Regions from separate parts of the Homo sapiens genome. Here region 1 is linked to region 2. The links are chromatin contacts, found by Hi-C in ENCODE. All regions are on one chromosome and are shown on one strand. The core of a region is the stretch at or near the end of the contact, and the rest is flanking DNA. Distances in the headings are between cores, read along the strand shown.

The links. Hi-C counts contacts between places; a loop is a spot of excess contacts on that map. Pooled maps may share reads with other maps.
Region 1: a pooled map shows a loop between it and region 2 (3-fold over the local background). The contact joins the promoter of BCYRN1 here to the enhancer-like site in region 2. A Hi-C loop is called at or near these places in 1 of 168 maps with a recorded cell type or tissue (K562), 1 of 37 single-sample maps with no recorded cell type and 7 of 50 pooled maps.

What each region holds. Positions count from the first base shown.
Region 1 is chr2:47,331,536-47,337,941 of GRCh38, forward strand. BCYRN1 (brain cytoplasmic RNA 1) reads left to right here and starts at 3,780. Exons shown (of 1, transcript NR_001568.1): 1 at 3,780-3,979. EPCAM-DT (EPCAM divergent transcript) reads right to left here. Exons shown (of 5, transcript NR_110208.1): 2 at 1,399-1,491; 3 at 738-873. RefSeq lists a silencer at 3,211-3,260 and enhancers at 5,138-5,227, 5,415-5,709.
Region 2 is chr2:45,989,671-45,995,756 of GRCh38, forward strand. The region is part of intron 6 of PRKCE (protein kinase C epsilon); the gene reads left to right. Among named protein-coding and RNA genes, the nearest start is that of EPAS1, 300 kb to the right of the region's middle. Within about 2 kb of position 2,686, at least 16 of the 41 ENCODE cell types and tissues checked have a DNase peak (open chromatin) inside an H3K27ac peak, as active enhancers do.

The sequences.
Region 1 (6,406 bases), core at 2,530-5,029, 1.3 Mb after region 2:
TCTCACAAGGAGAGTGCAACCTAGATCTCTGCCATGCGCAGTTCACTAGAGGGTTCACGCTCCTATGACAATCAAGGTCGCCACTGATCTGACAGGAGGCCAAGCTCAGGCAATAATGCTAGTGATGGGGAGTGGCTGTAAATACAGATGAAGCTTGATTTGCTTGCCTGCCACTCACCTCCTGCTGTGCGGCCTGGCTCCTAATAGGCCAGTACTGGTCTGTGGCCCAAGGGTTGGGGACCCCTGCCCTAGAAGAGTTCTTCATCTGTACTCATGAAAAGTTGATAAGTCACCTAAATCACCTTTAATAAGAGCCCAGTAAGTTGAGATGTCACAAAAACAGAGCCAGAAAAAGAATCTATACCATCTGCTACAGCCAGGACCAGCTACCTAATTTACAAGTCTCAGCACAAAATGAAAATGTGGGGCCTCAGCCAGATGTGGTGGCTCATGCCTGTTATCCCAGCACTTTAGGAGACCAAGGTGGGAAGATTGCTCGGGCCCAAGAGGTTGAGGCTGCAGTGAGCCGTGATTGCGCCACTGTACTCCAGCCTGGGCAATAAAGCAAGACCCTGAAAAAAAAAAAGAAGAAAAGAAAAGATGGGTAGGGAAAAAAGTGCCATTAGAGGCACTAAACTACAAACTTTTCCTTTCTTCTGTGGTCTCTGTCTTGCCCTCTCTTGGTGTTTCTTATTTACTGTTTGATGCTATGCTTCCTTGGGCACAGGGATACTTACAGGGTGAGTGCAGACCCTCACAGGCACAGGGAGGGTGAGGAGTAGGAGGTGGGCTGCCCGTGACTGCATATCCATGCACAGTTCACCAGCTCCAGGAGTCTTCCTCTGGCTAGACCACCAGACTGACATGCCATATCTGCCCAGGGGCAAGGATGAGGTGAGGCCGTCAATCTTCCCTTCCCACAGGCCTGCTGCCCCAACCCATGGCTGCTGGGAGACCTCCAGGGGATTAAATCTCCATTCCAAAGCAGTCTCAGCACCTGGCTAGGGGATGGCTGAGAGGCCAGTCCTGCTGCTGCTCATCAAAGGCACCATGGCGCTGCCAGCCCAGGGCAAGGATGGCTGCCACCCTGCCTCTCCCCAAAATGCCATAGGGCACACCAGCTCAACCCCAATTCTCCCTGTGCCCACAGCTAGGCCCTTACAGCAGGCAGAGGTCAGCAAGGAAGGGGAAGTCAGGTGGGGCCTGGGGAACCAGGAAGCGGGGAACAGGCAGCTGAGAATTGTTCCAGGGAAGCAGGGAGAGGCAGACCACGCATGGGCCAAGACTCCAAGCCCTCAGTGCATGCTGCATTGTCCCATTGGACTTCACTTGCAAAGTGTAAATGCAACGAAAAAATTATTAAGAATTTCAAGACAAGGTGGGTGCAGTGGCACTTACCTGTAGTCCCAGCTACTCAGGAGGCTGAGGCGGGGGAATCACTTGAGCCCAGGAATTTGAGTCCAGCCTGGGAAGCATAGCGAGACCTCCCACCTCAAAAAAACAGAAAAGAATTCTAAGACAGTGTCATAGAACATTAGCCCCCCAGTGCAGGACCCTTTTGAACAGAGCTCTTCTGAGCACGAGGCCCTGTCTATGCCTGATGCACACCCACGAAACCGACCTTGGCTCCAGCTTTCAATGCGAACTTCTTACAGTTTAGGTCCTCTGCGAAGTCACTTGCTTCCAGTAGCTCCTATCAGAGCTGAGCTGAGGCCTTAGACTGGGGTTAAAAGAGAGGTGAAGTTTCCCGCTGCAGCACTAAACACATCACTGAAGGCCTACGGAGTAATCCTTGAGCATCCCCTGACTCAGAGCACTGCCACCGCATCAGCTTCTTCCAGATGCCAAGAAGCACCTCTGGGTCTTGGGGTTCCGGCTTGTTTGTGTCACAAGTAATAACTTGTATTTTATTTGCTTTTAAAAACTGGATATGCTCCCACTTCTCAGCCTCTACAATGAGACCTGTGTTTCGTGTTTTTCAGTGTGCCTTTGAGAAAGGCCCATAAACCTATAAACACCCTTTTTCTCCCCAAGGTGAGGTTTGACCCTAGTACTTACTACCACTGTTTACTGGAGAGTCATGTTGAGAACATCTCCTTTAGGCTCTATTTCTCATCCTAAGGGATATATCCAGCCTTCATTATGGAAGGTTTTGAAGGCCTCAAATAAAATCAAAGTAGAATTTGAATAAAACATCTTGGCTGGGCACGGTGGCTCGCATCTGTAATCCCAGCACTTTGGGAGGCTGAGGTGGGCGGGTCACAAGGTCAGGAGATCAAGAACATCCTGGCTAACACGGTGAAACCCCCATCTCTGCTAAAAATACAAAAATCAGCTGGGCGTGGTGGCGCGTGCCTGTAGTCCCAGCTACTCGGGAGGCTGAGGCAGGAGAATCGCTTGAACCAGGGAGTCGGAGGTTGCAGTGAACCGAGATCACACCACTGCACTCCAGCCTGGCGACAGAGAGACTCTGTCTCAAATAAATAAATAAAACATCTTAAAGAAATAGAAAATACTAGTAGAGTATTCACTCTGATTTCAGAATCAATTTGTGGAAATTCAGTTTCACAAGAATGAAAAAAGCCCCCTAAGCAAGGTAGCTTTTTTTTTTTTTTTTAAAGATGGGGTCTCACTATGTTTTCCAGACTGATCTCAAACTCCTGGGCTCAAGCAATCCTCCTCCCTCAGCCTCCTGAGTGGCTGGGACTACAGGTACACATCACCACCACCCTGCTAGGATATGGTAGCTTTTTAACCAAAACACACCACCATGCAATGGAGAGCATGTAACTTGTTATTTGGTCATACAAATACATCAGAATAAATTCCACCTCTCTTGTGGAGCCCTTTTTCCTACATCTGCACAGAAACTGGCACTAGCAGGACTGCAACCGAGGCAGACTCGAGAATTAGCAGACTCTGGCTCAGGCAGGACAATAGAGCAGCGGGAAATTTCTTTCAAGGGCTTTTGTTGCTGTTGTTGAGATGGAATCTTGCTGTGTCACCCAGGCTGGAGTGCAGTGGTGCTGTCTCGGCTCACTGCAATCTCCGCCTCCCAGGTTTAAACGATTCTCCTGCCTCAGCCTCTCAAGTAGCTGCGATTACAGGCATGTGCCACCATGCCCAGCTAATTTTTGCATTTTTGGTAGAGATGGGGTTTCACTATGTTGCTCAGGGAGGTCTCGAAACTCCTGACCTCAGGTGATCCGCCCACCTCGGCCTCCCAAAGTGTTGAGATTACAGGCATGAGCCACTGCGCCCGGCTTGAGACCTTGAGGGGCTTTTTAACCAAGAGATGGTGTAGGGACAGAAGCCAGCAAGAAGAACATGGTGGACTCTCTGTGAGGCCCCAAACCCCAAATCATGAGCCTCCGCCCCCTGAAAGTATTCCAGGATCTCTGAGGGAGGTTTTGGGAGGGGGCCAAGGTCCTGCAATTGGGTGGGTGGGGCTCCAAGCCATTGTTCTTTGCACATTCATGCCAATGTGACCTAATTGGCTAAGCACAGGCTGGAGAAGCTAGATAAACCTATTTAAATTCAGAGCCAAAAGACACTCAAGGATGTTTTCTGAGGGGGTGTGAGGGTTGGAAAATCATCCTATATTTGATTTATCTCCCACCTCATGTCCTGAGTCAATTCCTTAGTCTTAGATGAGGGAGACGACTTGGGAGTCATCCTTGTTTTTGATGAGCTATATAACCCTATGGCCAGCAGAGGGAAGTACTGCATTTCAGAGCGACAATTTGAGATCTATGAAAGAATTTCAATCGAGAATAAGAGGCCGGGCGCGGTGGCTCACGCCTGTAATCCCAGCTCTCAGGGAGGCTAAGAGGCGGGAGGATAGCTTGAGCCCAGGAGTTCGAGACCTGCCTGGGCAATATAGCGAGACCCCGTTCTCCAGAAAAAGGAAAAAAAAAAACAAAAGACAAAAAAAAAATAAGCGTAACTTCCCTCAAAGCAACAACCCCCCCCCCCCTTTTCATATTCTTGCCTGGAAGAAAGGCCTTGCTTTCCTCAGCTTCTTAAAGCTGGGAGAAGTTAAAGCCATTCTGAAATGCTGCTGCTACTGCTATATGTGGGGGAGAAAGCAAATTTTCTTTTTACTTTTTTAATCAGTATTTATTTTAAGTTCGAGGGTACATGTGCAGGATGTGCAGGTTTGTTACATAGGTAAACGTGTGCCATGGTGGTTTGCTGCACAGGTCAACCCATCACCTAGGTATTAAACCCAGCATCCATTAGCTATTCTTCCTGATGCTGTCCCTCCTCCCACCCCACCAACAGGACCCCAAATTTTCTTTCTTTTTTTTTTTTTTTTTTTTTTGAGATGGAGTCTAGCTCTGTCACCCAGTCTGGAATGTAATAGCTCAATCTCGGCTCACTGTAACCTCCATCTCCCAGGTTCAAGTGATTCTCCTGCCTCAGCCTTCCAAGTAACTGGGATTACAGGCATGCACTACCATGCCTGGCTAATTTTTGTATTTTTAGTAGAGACGGGGTTTCACCATGTTGGCCAGGCTGGTCTCAAACTCCTGACCTCAAATGATCCGCCTGCCTCAGCCTCCCAAAGTACTGGGATTACAGCTGTGAGCCACCGTGCCCAGCCTCCAAATTTTCTTATTTCCATGGCCTTGAGCAAAATTATACCATCCTAGACAAACACACACACACACACACACACACACCATTCTCCCCCTCTTGCTGTCTTTCTCAGATATGAGTCTCTCCTCCAATGGCCATTTTAAGCTTGCTCTTTTGCTCTGTAATACAAGGCCTGTTCCCTGTTAAAAGGAATGTCAGGCATCTGTGAGCAGGTAGGGAAAACATTGCAGGAGGCAAGTAAACTTCTCAGCATACCTGCCATCATTCATACCTTGAAGGCAGGTCAAGCCTGTAGCGTCTGAGTCTTCCATCCCTGAAGCACCAGCAGCTCTGACTAGAGGTCCTGTCTCCCAGCTGTGGCCCCAGCTCTCCCTGATGGTGACAGTTGCGACTTCCAAACTTGCTCCTCCCCATATCTGTAACTGAGCCCAGCGTACATTTGCCTCATGGGTGCCATTGGACTTCCTTTGTGAGCCATGTTTTCTTTCACCTTGTCCCAATCCACAGTTAACCAAATCTTGGCCCAAATTATGTGCTGGCTGGTGTTGGGCAGCTGTGAGACCCCTCCTTGCCCCATCTCTGTCTTCTAGGCTCTTCTGAGAACCAGTGTCCTTTGAGATCTCAGATGGGATTTAGAGGAGGGTTTCCACCCAGACCACTTTCCACAAATTTCACTTCTGCATTTCATCTGGTAGGGTGTGGTTTTCAACTAGAAGCCCAAATGAGGAAGAAAAAAATTCATTCACCATTCAGGACAGGGTGTTCACATTTGAACCAGGCAGAAATAGCTGAAAGAAACTGAATTCTAAAGGGACTCTCAGCTTTTGGGGGAGACATATTTGAGTGCAGGAGGCTAGACCACCCACTGGCTGGCTCTTTGCTCCTCACTGAGGCCAGCCTTGACTCTAAACAGATAACACAGGGCCAAAACACACCCAGCCAGCTTTGATAAGCAACCGTCTCTGCCAAACAGTTTCTTTCACAGGGCCCAGATGATCTCATCACAGAGGCTGCATTCTCTGGTATCTGTTCCAAGCACAGACTCACTTCTCATTACCTTTGCAAATAATAGTCAATCTATCCTGAGAAGCTCCTTTATATCCCATACTGGGCTAAGGTCTGAAGAGGGTACAGTTAAAGAACCCATGATCTCAGACTGGGCATGGCAGCTCATGCCTATAATCCCAGCACTTTTGGGAGGCCAAGGCAGGAGGACCGCTTTAGCCCAGGAGTCCAAGACCAGCCTGGGCAACATAGTGAGAACTCTTGAGACCTTGTCTCTACAAAAAATAAACAAAATTAGCCATGCATGGTGGCTTGCACCTGCCTGTAGGAAGCTGAAGCAGGTGAGCCTGGGACGCAAAGGTTGCAGTGAGCCAAAATCGCACCACTGCACTCCAGCCTGCGCGACAGAGACTGTCTCACAAAAAAGAAAAGAAAAGAAAAAAAAAAAAGGACCCATGATTCCTCATGAAGCTTGCCTCTGGATCTAATTCATGGTTCTCTATTTCCACAAGCTTTGTGGAGCAAGGGGCTCATGACACTTCATCTTTATGGTACAGATAACTCACCGAAACTGGATTCCTTTAGCTACTGGTCCCACACCACTCCCTCCAGGAGCCACCTTCCCTCTCCATGTTTTTCTCATGAATTTTGAACCGGCCATTTCTATTTTATTTTATTTTACATTTATTTATTTATTTATGGAGACAGAGTTTCACTCTTGTCACCCAGGCTGGAGTGCAGTGATGCTATCTTGGCTCACTCCAACCTCCACCTCCCAGGTTCAAGTGGTTCTCCTGCC
Region 2 (6,086 bases), core at 1,436-3,935:
GATACTTAAAAACACTAAAAACATGCAGAATAATTTTTAATTTTCAACATTTCTGAAAATGTCAGTCCTTTACTATTTTTAACAGCTAGGTCCCTTGTCGTAACTTCAACTTTTATTTTTAGAATTATAAAGAGCACAATACATAAATACATTCTCACTGTTCTTACTGTCAAAGATCCAAGCAAGACTGAAGTTAGATATATATTAAAAATATTAAAGGCTTTCTTTATATTCTCTTTCCACTTTCATCCTCAGACTTCTAAAAATGTGCTATGGGTCCTCTTACTTCTAAAAATGTCCTCTTTTTGTGTGCCTTTGCTGCACGGATACTCACACACACTGCGTTAGAGTCTATTGCTACATAACAAATGACCCCAGGACATAGTGGTGTAAAACAACCAATACTTATTTTCTCAGAGTTTCCGCTGGTCAGAAATCTGGATGGAGCTTAGCTGGGTGCATCTGACTCTCATGAGGTTTCAGTCAAGCTGAGAGCTGGGGCTGTTGTCTCATCTGAAAACTCAACTGGAAGAGGATCCACTTCCAAGCTCGCCCACATGGCCACTGACCAGAAACATCAGTTCTCTGCCGTATGGGCCTCTCCACACAGTGACTGGCTTCCTTCAATGCAAACAAGAAAGTGAGAAAAGATGCCCCAGACACGAGGCAATGGGACATCTTATCGCTTTTGATGTTTTCTGTTCATTAGAAGAGAATCACTACGTCCAGTCCTCTCCAAGGGAGGGAGTTACATAAAAGCATGAACACTATGAGGCAGGGGCAATCAGGAGGCAGCTTAGGGGCTGCCTGGCACACCTGCACCTCCCCATCCACATCCCCTTCGCCTCCTCACAAATGCAATCGTCTTGTCTATGGGGTCTACCCTGACCACTGGGTAGCTCTCAAGCTCTTGTCTCTCGTCTCTTACTTCCTCTGCTTTTTTTTCTAACATAGCACTTATCATCTTCTAATATTCTAAATTACTTTCTTTTTTTTTTTTTTGAGATGGAGTCTCGCTCTGTTGCCCAGGCTGGAGTGCAGTGACATGATCTCGGCTCTCAGCTCACTGCAACTTTCACCTCCCAGGTTCAAGCAATTCTCCTGCCTCAGCCTCTGGAGTAGCTGGGACTATAGGTGCATGCCACCACACTAGGCTAATTTTTGTATTTTTAATAGAGACAGGGTTTCACCATGTTGGCCAGGCTGGTCTCAAACTCCTGACCTCAAGTGATCCGTCCTCCTCAGCCTCCCAAAGTGCTGGGATTACAGGTGTGAGCCACTGCACCCAGTCTAAATTACTTGTATAATGTTAGTTTCTTTCTTTCTTCCTTTCTTTCTTTCTTCTTTTTTTTTTTTGACAGAGTCTCACTTTGTCACCCAGGCTGGAGTGCAGCGGTGCAATCTCAGCTCACTGCAACCTCTGCCTCCTGGGTTCAAGTGATCTTCCTGCCTCAGCCTCCCAAGTAGCTGGGATTACAGGCACCTGCCACCACGCCCGGCAAATTTTTACATTTTTAGTAGAGATGGGGTTTCATCATGTTGGCCAGGGTGGTCTTTAGCTCCCAACCTCAAGTGATCCACCTACCTCAGCCTCCCAACGTGCTGGGATTACAGGCATGAGCCACCACGCCAGACCTTATAATGTTAATTTCTGTCTCTCCCAATCCAAATACAAGGTCCATGAGGACAGAGATTTTTTTTTGTCTGTTTTATTCTCTGTTTACCCAGCATCTAGAACAGTGCCTGCACACTGACATCCAATAAATATTTGTTAATTCAATCCTCCGTGCATAGTTATATAATTTGCTTTTCTACAGTATGTCTTGGAGTATTTCCAAGGCAGTGTACAGACATCTACTTTACTTACTAGAAAGAGTCCACATTGTGGATGTTCCGTAGATTGTTTAAAATGTTGCCCTCTTGATGGATGTTTACTGGTTTGTGTGTTGTCGCCATTTTAATTTATGCTGTCACAGACATCCTCATACATACCTTTTCATGCATATGTGTGAATAATTATGAAAGAAAGGCCCACAGAAATCAAACAATCACTTTAAACCCTTGTCTTTTTGTGGTTGAATTATACAAGGAGGGAATTACATAAGGGCACTTTTACTTGTTTGCTTTAAAGTCAAGCCATGTTAATGGACTGCTTTACCTTCCTTTTCATTGACGTTTAATTTGTGTGGCTTGCATGGTGAGCTTGGGATTCTAGTTCCCTGTTATCTATTGGGTCTGGTCTGAGAGGTGTCATTTATGCCACTGTAGTACTACTACTTTCCGTAGAGTTAGAATAACTGAAAAGCATGTTGTCCTGATTTGTGCAAGGCGTCGTGGTGAACCTGGAGATAAAACATTACTTTAGTTCTCTAGAAACTTGCACTGTGCTTGGTCATTGAACATAATAAGTGAAATCATAGGCGATAATTCAGGCATTGAGTCAGAAATAAGTGTGAGCAATTTACAGGCAAGAGAGGGCCTGGAAAGGGGTGTAGGGAGAAAGAATGCCACAGGAGTGCTTTGGTTGACTCAGAATCCTTTGCAGTAACATCCACAATGCCTGGGGACCATGAGAATGTCCCCTGTACACGTGGCAGATTGGCTGAAAATTCAGTCTGAGCTTTGATCTGAGGAATGCTGGGTAGCAGACAAGCGGCCGATCGTGGTCCCCGGAAAGCTCTGAGTCACGGTTCTGGTGTGATCAGGACTCCAAAATCTCTTTCTGGTGATGACATTTGGCCCAGCATGACCCCAGGGGGGCATCCCTCTTACCTCCTTTCTCCTCATTCTGCGTGAACGACTTTGCGGTCGTTCACTCTCACACCCCTGCCAACTTCCATTGCACAAGCACACAATTTCCCATTTGCAAATATTTGCTCTCTGTCTCTGAGCTTGGCATGACTGGAACCTGTTATGAAATCAAACCATTGCCCTGGCTCACCCTCAAGGGCCAAATTACCCCAACATAAAGAAATTCCTGCAGCATACATGGGCCTGGGCCCCTCCTTAGGAGTGGCTCTGTCACCATTCCCAGAAGGTTGTCTGCTTGCTTTGGAGGAATTCCCAGGAGCCTGGCCTGCCTTTTGCTTCAATCTCAGCTATAAAAAGGGTGGAAACATGGAAACCAAGTCTCTCCAAATGACGGTAGGATGTGTGATAGAAGGTGAAAGTCAGAGTGCCTGAACCCCAGTGTGTCCCCAGACAACACTGCTGCTGCTGCACCACCCAGCACATAGTAGGTCCTCAACAAATGTGTGGTGAATAGCTGGGTAGTAGTAGAAGAGCGCTTCTCTTTTTGTAAGAGCCCCTGGCAAAGCAGATCTATTTCTTCCCGGTACAACTTTATCCAAATGAAACCAGTGAAAGTGAGCACTGAGAGGCATTCTGGAAAGAGAAGCCTTAAAGGGCAGCCTAGGGCTGGGAGTGGATTGGCAGCAGGGGCTCACGGCCTTTGGCCTTGGTGCTCCCCAGTAGTGTTGTGAGGGGTGGGGGTGGGTGGTTCATTTGGCCACATTAATGCAAATGCATCTCAGGTTTCTTTTGGTTCCAACAGGGACGCCCACTGTCCTTTGCTGGTCTGTGGCCTCCCAGTGACACCTGCAGCCTCCAGGAGCCCATCTTGCTCCCGTTATGGCTGCCCAGAGTAACTGGAGCTCCCCTTCCTCACCACTTTGCCCTGGCATTTCCAGACTTTTCAAAGCACTTTCAAAGTCACTATCTCACATCGTGCATGCTAACTGATGTGTGATTGAGATTTTTTTTACATATTAAGATGAGTACATAACTCAGGGGAAATAGCAGACTTTTTAAAAATAAAAGGCAAAGTCCTCAAAACCAAAACCAAAAAAAGATACCCCCTTTGCCGACCTGCCAGCCCAAGTTGTTTTGTCAGGACAGACAGGTCTGGCATTTCAACACCAGAGGGAGCTAGTGGTCAAGTTATGTAGACAAGTTAGTTGCCCTTCTCAAGAAATTCTCAACTTGGCTCTTTTATTCTCTTTTCCGTCACTTCACAGAGAGGCAGAAGACAGCTTTCATGGGTTTGGTGGGTGGAGCAGGTGTGGTGAATGAGCATCAAAGGGCAGCTGATGCAATGAGGCAGGGTAGTGGGGACAGAATTCTGGGCACAGTGCTGTTGCCTGGTCTCTGATCAGCCCGCGGATCAGAGTTATTAGTGATAACTCCATTAGTCAAGTCGGTGCCATGGCCTGGCTGCGCTGGAGTTTTCTTGTTTGTTTTTGTCCTGAGAAAGCCACCCTGCCACCACCTCACCCCACCCCCACCTTTAGCCCAATGGGCATCTTGGGTTCAGTAGCTCAGTTGAACTGTCCAGGCTGGTCTGGGGGGGCTCTCTCCAGACAGGTGACCAGGTTATGTAGAGCATTACGGAGATCTGGCTGCTTATCCTGCCTGGCTTCACTCCAGGAACAGTTTTGGTTTTTAAACATTTTTAGTAGACTTTACTTTTTAGAGTAGTTTTAGGTTCACAACAAAATAGGTCAAAGGTATAAAGATTTTCCACAAACCTTCTGCCTCCACACATGCACGGCCTCCCTCACCATCAGCATTCTGCAACGGAGTGGTATATTTGTTAACGGTCAGTGAACCTTCATTGACACATCATCATCAAAGTCCATAGTTTACATTAGGGCTCACTCTTGGTGGTGTACATTTCCATGATTTTGGACAAATGTATAATGACATGAATCTACCATTATAGTATCTTACAGAATAGTTTTACTGCACTAAAAATCCTCTGTGTTCTGCTTCTTCATCCCTCCCTCTCTCCTAACCCCTGGTAACCACTAAACTTTTTACCATTTTCATAGTTTTACCTTTTCCAGAATGTCCTATAGTTGGAATGATACAGGGGATAGCCTTTTGAGATTGGCACCTTTCACTTAGCAATATGCATTTAATGTTCTGCTATGTCTTTTCACAGTTGCTAACTCACTTCTTTTTAAGGCTGGATAATATTTCAGTGTCTGGATATACCATAGTTTATCCGTTCACCTACTAAAGGACATTTTGCTTGCTTTCAAGTTTTGGCAATTATGAATACAACTGCTATAAACATCCATGTGCGGGTTTTTATATGAACATAACTCTTCACCTCATTTGGGTAAATATCAGTAGTGTAATTGCTGGATCTTATGGTAATGGTATATTTAGTTTTGTAAGAAACTGCCAAACTGTCTCTCAAAGTGGCTGGACCACTATGCATTCCTACCAGCAATGAATAAAAAGTTCCTGTTGCTTCATATCCTGAATGGCATTGGGTGTTATCAGTTACCTCCTTGTATTTTGGCCATTTTAATAGGTGTGTAGTGGTATCTCATTGTTTTAATTTGTAATTTCCTAATGACACATGAAGTGGAGCATCTTCTCCTATGCTTATTTACCATCTGAATATCTTCTTTGGCGAGGTGTATGCTCAAGTCTTTTGCCCATTGGGTTATTCATTTTGTTATTGTTAAGTTTAAGAGTTTGTTGCCTATATTGGATAATATAGGCATATATTATCATATATGTCTTTTGTAAATACTTTCTCCCAGTCTGTTACTTGTCTTTTTATTCTATTGGCAGTGTGTGGTTTGGTTTTGTTTGTTTTTTGTTTGTTTGTTTGTTTGTTTTAGTTTGGGGAGGTGGGGGACAGAGCAAAAGTTTTTTATTTTAATGAAGTTCAGCTTATCAGCTCTTTTTTTCATGGATCATGTCCATGCATCATGGTGTTGCATCAAGAAAGTTATCTGTGTAGCCAAGGTTACCTATATTTTCTTCTATATTATCTTCAAGGAGTTTCATAGTTTTGCCTTTTACATTTAGGTCTACAGTCCATTTTGGATTCATTTTTGTGAAGATCGTAAGGTTTGTGTCTAGATTCACTGTTTTGCATGTCTAGTTTTTCTAGCACCATTTGTTGAAAACTGTCTTTGCTCCATTTTATTGCCTTTGCTTCTTTGTCAAAGATCAGTTGGCTGTATTTGTGCGGGTCTGCTCTGGGCTGTCTGTTCTGTTCCATTGATCTATTTGTCTGTTCCATTGATGTTTTGCCAATTCCACATTGTCTTGATTACTTCAGCTTT